Regions from separate parts of the Mus musculus genome. Here region 2 is linked to region 1. The links are chromatin loops, found by intact Hi-C in ENCODE. Cell type or tissue: left cerebral cortex. All regions are shown on one strand.

Region 1 (2,500 bases):
ACGGTGTGCATCAGTAGCCGCAGAGCTTAGAATACTCTCATGCACTACTACACGGTGTGCATCAGTAGCCACAGAACTTAAAATACTCTCATGCACTACTACACGGTGTGCATCAGTAGCCACAGAACTTAAAATACTCTCATGCACTACTACACGGTGTGCATCAGTAGCCGCAGAGCTTAGAATACTCTCATGCACTACTACACGGTGTGTATCAGTAGCCGCAGAACTTAAAATACTCTCATGCACTACTACACGGTGTGCATCAGTAGCCGCAGAACTTAGAATACTCTCATGCACTACTACACGGTGTGCATCAGTAGCCGCAGAACTGGGGAGGCAACCACGTTAGCTGAATTGGTGAGCTCTAGGCTCAATTGAGAGAGGTGGTGTCTCAAAAAAATAGTGTGGCAAGATACAGTGGAAGGGACACACACATGATTGCATAGTTGGCAGGCCCCAGGCCATGGAAGAGCCTGTCTTAAAGAAACAAACGTGGTTGTTTTCTAAGAAAGGGCACCTGAGGCTTCATCTGAGAACATGAAGGTGTGCACTCATGCACATGCGCACACATGAACACCTGCATGTATATCACACACATACACAGGGAGCTCCCATATCTAACTTTAAATGCCTTAGCAAGTAGGGCATAATGACTGGTCGTGTGTTGAGTGGAGGTGGTGAGAATGTGGATGTAAATGGTACCGTGTTTCTACTCTGTGTCTGGGTGAGTATGTCATGACCTTTAGAAAAGGAAAGCCCACCTACCTGTCACTTGCAGTGTCTGTTTCCTTCCATATCAAAACCTAGACACTCTTTTCTTAAGAATGGCTGTTTGAGCTAGGCAATGGTGGTGTATGCCTTTAATTCCAGCACTCGGGAGGCAGAGGCAGCAGAGCTCTGTTACTTTGAGGGCACCCTGGTATACAAAGCAAAGTCTAGTTAAGGAATTAGGGCTGTCAATTCAGGGCTACACAGAGAAACCCTGTTTCAAAAAACAAACAAACAAACAAACAAACAAACCAAAATAGAGTGAGGGGCTGAGCTTAAGGACTGCAGTCTGGTCTTTAGGTTCTAAATGCACAGTGGCTGTAAGGTCTGGACAGCTTGTAGGGTAAGGGTCAGTCTCTGGTCACCAGGCTGGCTAGCAAACACCTTTGCCTGTTGAACCATCTCTTCAACCATGCATATTTTGATGTGGCTTATTAACGCTCTTGCACACTAGTGCCATTGTCACATTGATGGTTACTTGGTGCCACAGTGTGGCCAGACTGGGCAGTTGCCTGTCAGTTATGCAGCGTGGACTGTGCACAGCTATGCATTTACAGAGACTGTATTTTCGTGTGTTGTTTGGCTGTCAAATCAGGGAGTTGTTTATTAGTCATTATTTCTCTTTTTCATTTTAGATAGACTTCCTGGATTCTTTATATCTAGTTAAGGAATTAGGGCTGTCAAATAACTATGTATGAATGGACCAAAAATCAGAGCAGGATAAATGGGTCTGTTTACTGCTCCTGCTGATCTTGGCCTCCCTGAGACTAACACTTCAGACAGTCCCTTGACAGACCCCTTAGGCCTCACGGAAACAGGAGGAATGGTCCTTCCTTCCCTGTGATTCCTACACAGTCAGGCCATTTTTGTTTCAGGCTTATGAGGCAATTTGGCTTTAGCTTTATTTGATGATAAAGATTAAACAAAATGCGCAAAGTGTTTACCGACTTTTTCTGTTGGAATTGAAACTACTTGCCTTGCCAAGTTCCTGGTCGGCATCCTGGCCCTAGTTTTGTTGTTTGTTCATTTTGTAACCCTGAGGTGAAAACCATTTTTTTTCCTTTTCTTTTTTTTTTTGTTTTTTGTTTTTTGTTTTTTTTTTTGTTTTTTGTTTTTTGTTTTCTTTTTTCCGAGACAGGGTTTTTCTGTGTAGCCCTGCTGTCCTGGAACTCACTTTATAGACCAGGCTGGCCTCGAAATCAGAAATCCGCCTGCCTCTGCCTCCCAAATGCTGGAATTAAAGGCATGCGCCACCACTGCTCAGTGGTGAAAAATATTTTAAGTGCTTTATCTCTGCCTGATAATTGGTGGAAAAAAGAAGCCAAGCACCAAGTATATGTTGTTTGTTTGGAGGAGGGTCTTGCTCTAGAGCTGAGGCTAGGCTGGCACTTGCTCTGCAACCAGAGCTGCTCTGAACCTCTGACCTTCCTGCCTTAGTCTCCCAGGTGCTGGCGCCATGTGCCACTCTACCTGGCAGATCTGTTGTTTGTGTTTTCCTCCTTCATTCTTAAAGCAATAGAGGCAGATTGCAAGAGTGTATCGTCTATCTATTACTGGTGTTTCCTTGTCCCTGAGATTTTTGTTAAGTATATATTTGATTTTTTCCCCAAATACCAACTCCTTTTTAAGCCAAACCAGACTGTGGCCCTTTCGCAATTTCTAATTGTTTTCTAGGCTTTAAAGGCTTTTAGAAGGTAAACCCTGCAGGAAATAGTGACCTCTCTTTATT
Region 2 (2,500 bases), 61 kb before region 1:
AAGACTGGCTTGCAGGCAGTATTGTCTTGATTGGCAGTGCCATCCCAGGCTTGGTGGTCCTGGGTGCTATCTAAAAGCAGGCTCAGTAAACCATGAGGAACAAACCAGTAAGCACCTTCCCATGGCCTGACCCTCAGCTCCTGCCTCCAGGTCTCTAGCTGGTTTGAGTTCTTTCCTTGACTTCCCTCTGCATTAAACTGTTAGCTGGAAGTATAAAATAAACGCTTTCCACCTGAAATCACTTTGACTCACGGTGTGTATCACAGCAATAGAAACCCTAATTAAGACAATATGTAATATGTACACCTGTGTTTTGAGTGTGTGTTTGGTTTGAGCTGGTTTTGTAGTATAATAGTTTTAGGCTTCTAACTCTTCTTTTTAGAATAATGGATGGAAGTTTGTAATTTTTTTCTGGAAACCTCTTTGAAGAGTTGTGTTGCGGCTGAGGTTCTGAAAACAGGTATTTTGTAAGCAGATGCAGATAGGCTACTCTGCTTTGTTGGCTTCCAAAGGGCTGACCCTCAAAAATGTTGCCGTTCCCTTTCTTACTACAAAGCCTTCACCCCCAAAGTTACAAAAGGAAGCCGGCAGTGTTCTGCAACAGAGAAGGAAATGTGCTTTCTCTCCACCCTGCATTGTTCTAGTGGGCATTCACTGAGTGCTACCACGTGCCAGGAACTGCCCTAGGCTGCAGGGTGCCAATGGAACCAATTATCCTTTTGCCCAGAGAGCATAGCTCTATGAAGAAAGGCTAATAATTTCTGAGAAAAGGAATTACCAAACAAATGAAAGTTGATTTCACGTGTGATTAATGAAGAGACTGGCTATGCAGGTATTGGTAATACTGGCTCAGGCAGAAGGTAAGTTCATCTAAGTTGAGCAGAACAGGCCAGATTATATGTGTTTTATTACTTAATAAAGTTTTGTTTTCAGAGTTTTTTCCCCAAATGTGATAGGAAGCATTTAGAAATGTAAAAGGATTCTAGTCATTATGGAAAATCATTCATGGAGCAAGACCTAGAGACCAGTAGAGATACATTACATGAGCTAAAATCTGAATTACATAGAATCAAGACATGGTCAGCAGGATTCACCGAATTGACATCCTGGGTAATGGAAGCAGGATTTACGTTAGGTTTCTCACTGTGACTAGTAGTAGACACTTTCCATAATTTCCCATTAAAAAGTGAAAATGAAAAGCCCATTTTGGCTCTAGTGTGTGTGTAATTAAGAACACTCAAGCCAGGCTTGGTGGTTGCACGCCTTTAATCCCAGCACTCAGGAGGCAGAGGCAGGTGGATTTCTGAGTTCGAGGCCAGCCTGGTCTACAAAGTGAGCTCCAGGACAGCCAGGGTTATACAGAGAAACCCTGTCTCGAAAAACCGAAAATAAATAAATAAATAAATTGTTGGGGGGCTGGAGAGATGGCTCAGTGGTTAAGAGCACTGACTGCTCTTCCTGAGGTCCTGAGTTAAATTCCCAGCAACCACATGGTGGCTCACAACCATCTGTAATAGAATCTGATGCCCTCTTCTGGTGTGTCTGAAAACAGCTACAGTGTACTCATATAAATATTATAAATACATATTTTTTTAAAAAAGAACACTCAAAATCAACCTTAATGGGGTTTTAAGGGTGTGAGTATTGTTAGCAACAGGCCAGTGTTGTTCAGATAAATGACAGAGAGCCTCTGCTCAATACCTCTTGGAAACTTTGCTTTAAAACAGGCTCTCTATGAAGCCCAGGCTGACCTCAAACTTGTAATACTCCTGTCCTCCAGAGTGCTGGGATTACAGGTGTGCATCAGATTTAGCTTCAATAAAATATTTTAAAGCCAGTGGTTGGTTTGGTTTTGCTTCTCTCTATATCATATAAGTATGTAACTTACATGAATACAAGTTTACATCAGGCATAGTGACTCATGACTACAGACGTAACATTCATGAAGCTGAGGCAGGAGGGTCACTCAGGCCAGTCTGTGATACAGTAAGTTCAAGATCACCCTGGGCTAGTGAGAGAGACCATCTCTAAAAACAACCAAAATTATATCATTTATAGTAAGTGCTAATTGCCCCACTAGCACAATAGATAGATAAAAGATAGCCATACACATACATACATACATACATACGGTGTTATGAACAAGTCATGAATTCTGCAGTTTTCTACCCAGTTAGTTTAAATATAAAATATTAACACCATAACATTCCTGGTTATTTTTAATAATCTCACATTGACAGTATAGCAATATATGACTTGTCCTAAAATTACTGCTTTTCTATCAGCAACTACTTGCATGCTATTTCCAAACCTCTGCTCTCCCCAAACAAGGAAGGTGAGAGGAACTGCCTATGTGTGTGCACCTAGGCAGGGACAGTCCTCACTCTGGGGTGCACATAGTGTTCTTCACAATCCTGTTTTCTTCTTTCCTGGTTTGAAGGAAGTCCTTTTATATTCTAGACATTAACTTCTCTTCAACTTGCAAAGTTTCTCTGAAGCA

The links. Peaks named below come from ENCODE experiments on the same cell type or tissue, not always from the same donor. Only the 100,000 strongest peaks of a DNase experiment are listed, where the experiment ranks them.
Region 2: it touches region 1 in a loop (3-fold over the local background); 11 of 42 quality-filtered maps call a loop at or near these places.

The regions. Positions count from the first base shown.
Region 1 is chr2:125,763,976-125,766,475 of GRCm38, reverse strand. All of the region lies in intron 7 of Secisbp2l (SECIS binding protein 2-like), which reads left to right. Among named protein-coding and RNA genes, the nearest start is that of Secisbp2l, 18 kb to the left of the region's middle. In left cerebral cortex, a CTCF peak has its summit at 1,255; a DNase peak (open chromatin) is centred at 1,249.
Region 2 is chr2:125,824,551-125,827,050 of GRCm38, reverse strand. No RefSeq gene overlaps it. Among named protein-coding and RNA genes, the nearest start is that of Cops2, 33 kb to the left of the region's middle. In left cerebral cortex, a CTCF peak has its summit at 1,529 (motif pointing left); a DNase peak (open chromatin) is centred at 600; H3K27ac peaks cover 173 bases.